Linked DNA regions of Mus musculus: region 1 is linked to region 2. The links are chromatin loops, found by intact Hi-C in ENCODE. Cell type or tissue: left cerebral cortex. All regions are shown on one strand. Each heading gives the region's core, and the rest is flanking DNA. Links, peaks and the distances in the headings are about the cores only.

Region 1 (4,324 bases), core at 926-3,425, 920 kb after region 2:
AGTGACCACATAATCCCCATCCCTGCATGGCAGGAAGAGGTGGGAATAAATATGCAGAAACTATTCTGTTTCATGGTTGCATGACTACCAAGCAGATGGGTACATAAGCACAAAACTGTTCTTTATAAACATTGAGAAACCCCATCAATCCAAACTGGATCCATCTGGCTCAGCCCAGCTCTATCCAAGAGAGATGGCAGATAGATCTGTGAGTCTAATTACTATAACATGAGAAAAATAGTTCCTTGTCACATGAGCTTCGGATATGAACTCTTAGAGATGAATTTCAGATGCTGAAGATCTCTGTGTAATATATATAAATGGCCTGTTTAATATTTCTAACATGGCTTGCTAGCAACTATTTCACATCTATCTATGGAATGGGCAATTATATGCATACCACATCCTGGGGTTTTTTAAATGAACTGAAATGGTTTTTGTAAGACTTGGTATATAATTTCTGTCACACCACAGATGTCCAATAATTATAAAAATAGACTTAATAGTTTTACTGGGATTGTTGCCTTATAGCTAGTTGCTCTTCCTGGGAAAGAAATTCTGCTTTTCCCTTTCTCTCTCTGTCTTCCTGGTGTCATCAATTCTGTGCTCTTCATAGCTCTTTATTTTGTTTCACTCAGTAAAACGTCATTGCTCACCATGGAGTGGACTGCCGAGTTTTAGCCTGAAGAAGAAAACTGATGCCAATGTCACACAGCATCTCTCTGAACGAGGTCACCTCTCATCCTGCACTTATCAGAAGTTGTTGTGGCCTCAAAAGTTGTTGGATAAATCATTTTTAATAATTATACACTGCTTATTTAAATAATCAAGACTGAAGTTACATCCAGCTATCTGCCCTCTACTTTAAGATAATTTAAAGATCAAAAGACTCGTTCTTTTCTCAGTCATACTTCCCTGAGCCCCTGGATTCCACAGAGAATTTCCTCCTGTGGAACTCAGGGGGAGTCTGTGTCAATGTCCCCCTGCTTTGGCCATTGCCTTTATATATGGCTCTCAAACCGTGGCAGATATGTTTTAAAGGCTGAGTGCAAACCTCACTCCAGCCTAGGAGCCTTCTTTCTCACTTCTGGAGTATGGGAGAGATAGAGGAAAACTTCTAACTTCTGTCTCACATGCTGCCTTCCAGATGCTTGCAAACATTTTTTCTGTCTTCCCTTATGCTCACCCACCAGTAACATATTCCAATTCCTCCCCTCACATATAAGACAATTCCTCACCATTTTATATCCCTATTGCTCCTCCCCTAAGTGGACATTTAGTTACAGTAGATATGTTTATGTACTATGAGAAGGGGAAAGGGAATAGGTGAGCAAGGCAGAGGAGAGGAGGGAAGATCAGAGATGAAGGGTTTTCAGAAAAGACACTGGTGGGTAATTATTGGTGCTGGGTTCTTCCTCACATGAAACACAGTGGGGCCATAAATCTAATAGCCTTCGCCATTCATTTCTTCTCTTCTGCTCTGGATTCCAAACCACACCCCCTGTGTTAATCAGCTTAAGTGGCTATAACAAAGCACCTTAAACTGGGTGGCTTTGAGGAGCTGGAAAGTCCCAGATCAAGGGACTGTTGGGTCCAGTGTCTCTTTCAGGTTTAACGATGGTCATATTCTGGTTGGATCCTAAGATGGAGGGAACAATCTACCTTCTCTCTTGTGTCTCTCTTTATGAGTGCATTAATGCCATCATGGGACTCCAAAATTAAGAGCTAATTCTCTCTCAATGGTTCCATTTCCAAATATCATCACATTGGGGTCTGTATGTTCAATCTGTGTTTGAGGTGGACACAATAAATTTTGACACTATCATCCTGTCCACTGCTCCTTCTCAAGGAGCCCTGTTCCAGCTTCGCTGAACTTGAAAACTGTGTTTTTAGGATTTGCCCAAGAACTCCTCCTTTGTGTGTCATCATACAGTGTGTCCTTGGCCAGTGGCATACGAGTTTTGGAGGTAGAAAGACTTCAAATCCTTACTTGATCACTTCCTGGTTTCAGAGACTTGGTGACTTTTTTATAAACATTTTTCATCTTTGGTTTTCTTCTCTGAACAAAAGAGCTAACACTGTGTCTTCTAATCCTACCGGCCATCCTCAAGTTGTGAGAATGATCCAGAATATCTCAAACACCCACACTGAGCCCAGTCTCTGGTCCTTTCTATTCAAAGGAGAAAGAAAGAAATGTCCACTTGCATTATCATAGGCCTGCAGTCCAACCACATTTACTCACCCACCAGAGACTTCAATCTTGAAGAGCCAGCTAGGGGAAAGTCTCTGGTGGCAATCAGCTTGCGGCTGATGGAGAAACATAGCATTTCAGGGCTGAGTGGCAGCAAAGTTGAATCCCCAAGTAACAGTGTCAGCTGTGATTATCACTCTACTGTTCACTGGACCAGTTCACGCTCTACTGTTAGCCATTGCTCCCGCAGACCGTATCTCCAGCCTGGACCTTCAGACAGACTCTGGGTAATATCTTTATAATAAAACGCTCTTCTGAAGAGTCCGTCTGTCTTGTGATCATGACCCCTGACTAATACAATAACATCAAGTGCTTAAGTGCAGCTCAGCATAGAGGTGTGATTGTGATCTTTATGGCTCACATACTCTGTCAGTGTCACTTACAGAATAAATTACTTCTGCTGTTAGTTTCTGTGACTTATTCTCTGGCAGTTAAAATTAATTTCTGGGCTCTTTCTGGTGTTCTAGTGATCTTTAAGGTCTGGTTTCAATAGCATTCTATCTCAGCTATTTTAATCTATATCCATGAACAAGAAGTCTCTCCCATTAGTCCTTGTTTTTCAAAATTGCCTTTATGTGGTCTCAATGTTCTTATATATGTTGGGATTCACTGAGATTGTCGTTGTAACGACAATCCAGCTAGCTCTAAATCAGTCTTAAAAATGGATGTCTTTACATTTCGATTCCCTGAACCCAACATCTTGACATATTCAAGTCACGCTTTATATCGCTTATTATCATCTTCTTCTGGCCACGTAGGTTCTAGTTCATTTCTTGGGAGCATGCACATAATCGCAGTAGGCAGAGGGCATTATTTCCAAAACAGGTTCCAGCTGTTCACTTCTGCTACCTAGATGTTTATTTTATACTAGAAATCTCCCTCGCTGATTTTTCCTTTCTATTTAATATTTATTGGACACATACCTCCTACCTGACATCATGAGTCCCTAACAACGATTATATTTCCCTCTGAGTGTGTATAAACCATGTTTTTTCAAAATGTGTTCCAGAATCTCCTGGTAACCTACATTGTGATTTCTTATTAAAGATTCTGGGCCAGCTCCTTTCTGAGTCTACCCCGTGAGAATTTTTTTCTCAGGCGGGTGCTGTGATTCTTTCATAACGTGATTCTCTGCTTTGCGCTCCTGGTTTGTCCCCCTAATGATTACTGGGGGAGTTCCTATTCATTACTTAAAGACCAGCTCAAATGTCACTTCCTGTCTGCATCTGGCCCTGACCACACACTTGGACAGAATTAATTTCTCTCATCGGTATTCCCATAGCAGTATCTACACACCTCTGCTATAACACAAGACACATCATATGATCTTTTGCCCCATGTTTCTGTCTCCCCCAAAGATGCTGTGAGAGATCAATATCCTCCTCATCTCTATATCCCCAGTAATCAATATGTTCCGTAGAATAAACAGTGGGATGATTAATCAGTAACAATTTTTATGATTTAAATAAAGCCAGTGATTTATTGTTTCTGGAAACAATCATATTTCCCATTTTATCTTGTTCTCTTTCCGTTCCCTCAAGGTATCTGGCAGTCTCTGTGATTTCTAAAATATTATCCTTTGTGATTCTGACCACATGTAGTCTTTTCCTTGGTCTAGAGAGCAATGTATTTCAAACGAGAACACACCTTGAGTTAGAGGCTAAACACATCCTAACCTCTTCCTCCTCCATCTTTGGTTTAGACATATTGCTTGTGGTATGGAATTATCTTTTTCTTAATGAGAAAAATCATTTCCCATGCTGAACTGGATATCCAAACCAGCAAATTCATTACTGCTTCAGTCAAAACTACTAAAGTCTAAGCCAAGAGCCAAAGCCACAGGCAAGTGCCATGGTACAGGCAGAACGCAACAGAAGCTGTGTCAGGTGCCTACAGTCATCACTGTGGGCAAACAGGGGAAGCTCAAGACCAAAGCTGGGAAAACGGGGTGACCTCCTGGAGACAATAGGTCAGCTTGGGGGGGAAAAATGCTAAAACTAATGCAGAAAAAGGAGTTAGGTGTTTCCTCCACTGAAATTTCGATGTCAACAAACATCTTCATTTCTAAGCAGC
Region 2 (4,324 bases), core at 683-3,182:
CATGTTATGGTGAGCATTAAACGGGATCATAATGCTTGTAGATAGAGACTTAGAACAACACTGCAATGCTGAGTCTGAAGAGAAATATATATATATTAAAATAGTATTCTCATATATACTTATATATGAGAATACTATTTTAAAGACTATTTTAATGTGTTTTTTAAACACAGTCATTAACTTTTAAAGTGGAAGTGTGACCCTTTATACGTAAGTAACAAATTCTGAATTGACTATTTCAGATGTATAGTCAGTGAAAAGGTTAGCATATGTAATGTTAGATTTGGTTTAAAATGACCATTAATGGTCTTAAAGATAATGAGAAAGCTTCGTGGGCCATGAGACTGAATAATTGAGTTGAACAAAGGCTAAATTAAAAATGGAAACTAATTAAAATCCTGTGTTAGGCTGTAATTAAAACCAAGTTGCCAGAAAGTGTTTGCTTTTGGAATTGAACATAAATAAATAAATAAAGAAAGAAAGAAAGTGGATTTGTTAGAAAAATTACTAAAGTTGGAGGATCTGGCTTATTTATTTATTTTTTTTTTTGTGACTCACCAAGGAGAAATAAAGGATGGTCCAGGTGTTTATTTCTATCAAGCATTTACTGTTTTACTGAATTCTTTGACTTTTTTTTTTTTAAATGAATTCACTGGATCTATAACAAAGAAAAGTTTTCCTTAATCCACTTAACAAATGAAGTCCTTTTTGAGACAAGTGAGTGAAGATAGTTATAGGGATCTATCCTGCAGTACATTTGCCACTTAAAAACAATTGTCTTTAAGGCTTGCAGGTTTTGGTACTAAAAAGCCTGAATTTTTTTATTTTAAATTAAAAATTTACAGTTGGAAATACAGAAAATTTATAATTAAAAAGAAGGCACATACCAGACAAGGGAGGCTAGGGTAGAAGACAGGAGATTTTGTTTTGTTTTGTTTTTAAATTTAATCATTCAATCATTTATTTATTTTATATTCCAGATTTTATTCCCCTCCCGGTCCACCCTCTGACCCCCCCCCCCCCCCCCCCCCATATCTCCATGAGGATGTCCCCACCAGACCTCTAAGCTTCCTGAGGCCTCCAGTCTCTTGAGGGTTAGGTGCATCTTCTTTGATTGAACCCAGACCTGGCAGTCCTCTGCTGTATATGTGTTGCGGGGCCTCATATCAGCTGGTGTATGCTGCCGGTTGGTGGTCCAGTGTCTGAGAGATCTTGGGTCCAGGTTAATTGAGACTGCTGGTCCTCCTACAGGGTCACCCTCCTCAGCTTCTTCCAGCTTTTTCCTAATTCAGCCACAGGGGTCAGCAGCTTCTGTCCATTGGTTGGGTGCAAATATCTGCATCTGACTCTTTCAGGTGCTTGTTGGGTCTTTCGGAGGACAGTCATGTTAGGTCCCTTTTTGTGAGTGCTCCATAGCCTCAGTAATAGTGTCAGGCCTTGGGACCTCCCCTTGAGCTGGATCCCATTTTGGGCTTGTCACTGGACCTTCTTTTCTTCAGGCTCCTCTCCATTTCCATCCCTGCAGTTCTTTCAGATAGGGACAATTATGGGTCAGAGTTTTGACTGTGGGATGGCAACCCCTCCCTCTCTTGATGCCCTGTCTTTCTGCCAGATGTGGACTCTATAAGGTCCCTCTCCCTACTGTCGGGCATTTCATCTAAGGCCCCTCCCTTTGAGTCCTGAGAGTCTCTCACCCCCTTCCAGGTCTCTGTTGCATTCTGGAGGGTCCCCCCACCCCCCAATCTCTTATCTCCCAAGGTTGCCTGTTTGAATTCTTTCTGCTGGTCCTCAGGGCTTCAGTCCTTTTTCCTCACCCAATACTATTCCCCCAACCCCCTCACATCCACTTTCCCTCCCAGGTCCCTCTCTCCCTACCCCCACCCCTTGTGCTTGAGGTTTTATATAACTGTTTCTTGTTCTAGAGTATAAAAAGTACTTGTAGTTCTCAAAATATTGTCTTAATTTAGATAGCAAAGTGATTCCACTAGGGGACAGCAGAACCAAGCTTTTGTATTTCACATGCCTTTGATATACATCTTAACAAGAAGTATGAAGCTGGAAATTGGTTAAAATTCCTAAATTGGGACGAGTTCGTGGTTTGCAGAAAATGCTCATATTTTAAGGAATCATTGAGAATTTTTTTTAGAATCTTTAACTTTTTGCAATCTGAAATAATAGAAAAAACAATTTCCATAAGAATTAAGCCTAATGTGAATTTATTAGGTATTATATTTATTAGGTAACAGTATTTGCAAGTGAAATTTCTTCTTAAAAATTCACTTAGCTGGAAATTTTAAACTTCTACTAGTCTGTTTCTCCCAAAGAGGAAACTGTTTCCTTATGTGGCCTTTGGCATATGTCTGTTGATAACTGTGCTTTGGAGGCTTAGTGAAAGGGCAGAGAGAATCCTTTGCTTTGTAACTTGCAGCATTGAAGAGCTGGGCTGCAGCAGCTGGTACAGAGGTTCTGATGCTTCTCAGCACCTCCTCTGCTCGTAGTCTCCTATGGTCCGCTCAGTCTAGCAGGCAGGAGGATCTTTTCTGACTCCTGTGAGGGCTTCTCAGTTCAGTCAGTGATAGGCCTATACACTTTCTCCATCCCCTACACCCATCTTGTTCCAGGCCAGATATATATGTGCCAGACATATTGTTACCTTAGTATCTTTTATGTTAGTTTCTGGTAAAATGTATTTCCCACAGTTATCTGTGTGGCTATTTCTGTCCTCCTCCTCAAGTATTTCCACTCCTTTGTGCCCTTCTCTTTTCTGTATCGTTTATCACATTTAGATATGTTAGAGCAATTAGTTGGTTTTCCTTTTATTCTTTGCTTTTATCATTACTAGACTGTTTTATAAAGGTTTTTTTTTTAAGGTTTTTTTATTTTTATTTTTATTTTTGTTGTTGTTGTTTTCTACATTGGTGTCTAGTGAGCCCAAGAGATTGTCCTGTTTCCCTTTCTTCCCAGCACTTGGGTTACAGGCATGCATTTTTTTAATTAGGTATTTTCTTCATTTACATTTCCAGTGCTATCCCAAAAGTCCCCCATACCCCCCCCCCCTCCCCTACCCACCCACTCCCACTTCTTGGCCCTGGCGTTCCCCTATACTGAGGCATATAAAGTTTGCACGACCAATGGGCCTCTCTTTCCAGTGATGGCCGACTAGGCCATCTTCTGATTCATATGCAGCTAGAGACACGAGCTCCGGGGGGTACTGGTTAGTTCATAATGTTGTTCCACCTATGGATTGCAGATCCCTTCAGCTCCTTGGGTACTTTCTCTAGCTCCTCCATTGGGGGCCCTGTGATCCATCCAATAGCTAACTGTGAGTATCCACTTCTGTGTTTGCTAGGCCCTGGCATAGTCTCACAAGAGACAGCTATATCAGAGTCCTTTCAGCAAAATCTTGCTAGTGTATGCAATGGTGTCAGTGTTTGGAGGCTGATTATGGGATGGATCCCTGGATATGGAAGTCTCTAGGTGGTCCGTCCTTTCGTCTCAGCTCCAAACTTTGTCTCTGTAACTCCTTCCATGGGTGTTTTGTTCCCAATTCTAAGAAGGGGCAAAGTGTCCACACTTTGGTCTTCGTTTTTCTTTAGTTTCATGAGTTTCACAAATTGTATCTTATATCTTGGGTATCCTAAGTTTCTGGGCTAATATCCACTTACCAGTGAGTATATATCATGTGAGTTCTTTTGTGATTGGGTTACCTCTCAGGATTATGCCCTCCAGGTCCATCCATTTGCCTAGGAATTTCATAAATTCATTCTTTTTAATAGCTGAGTAGTACTCCATTGTGTAAATGTACCACATTTTCTGTATCCATTCCTCTGTTGAGGGGCATCTGGGTTCTTTCCAGCTTCTGGCTATTATAAATAAGGCTGCTATGAACATAGTGGAGCATGTGTCCTTCTTACCAGTTGGAACATCTTCTGGATATATGCCCAGGAGAGGTATTGCGGGATCCTCCAGTAGTACTATGTCCAATTTTCTGAGGAACCGCCAGACTGATTTCCAGAGTGGTTGTACAAGCTTGCAATCCCACCAACAATGGAGGAGTGTTCCTTTTTCTCCACATCCTCGCCAGCATCTGCTGTCACCTGAATTTTTGATCTTAGCCATTCTAACTGGTGTGAGGTGGAATCTCAGGGTTGTTTTGATTTGTATTTCCCTGATGATTAAGGATGTTGAACATTTTTTCAGGTGCTTCTCTGCCATTCGGTATTCCTCAGGTGAGAATTCTTTGTTCAGCTCTGAGCCCCATTTTTTAATGGGGTTATTGGACTTTTTGGAGTCCACCTTCATGAGTTCTTTATATATATTGGAT

Evidence for each region. A loop is a pair of places that touch in the nucleus more often than their neighbours do. Peaks named below come from ENCODE experiments on the same cell type or tissue, not always from the same donor. Only the 100,000 strongest peaks of a DNase experiment are listed, where the experiment ranks them.
Region 1: a loop joins it to region 2, with 12 times the contacts of the local background. A loop is called at or near these places in 13 of 42 quality-filtered maps.

What each region holds. Positions count from the first base shown.
Region 1 is chr9:52,299,776-52,304,099 of GRCm38, reverse strand. No RefSeq gene overlaps it. Among named protein-coding and RNA genes, the nearest start is that of Gm25562, 11 kb to the right of the region's middle. In left cerebral cortex, for the core only: no CTCF peak of the experiment used is centred there; a DNase peak (open chromatin) is centred at 2,146.
Region 2 is chr9:53,216,056-53,220,379 of GRCm38, reverse strand. All of the region lies in intron 9 of Ddx10 (DEAD box helicase 10), which reads left to right. Among named protein-coding and RNA genes, the nearest start is that of Ddx10, 30 kb to the left of the region's middle. In left cerebral cortex, for the core only: a CTCF peak has its summit at 2,001 (motif pointing right); DNase peaks (open chromatin) are centred at 1,977 and 2,508; H3K27ac peaks cover 473 bases.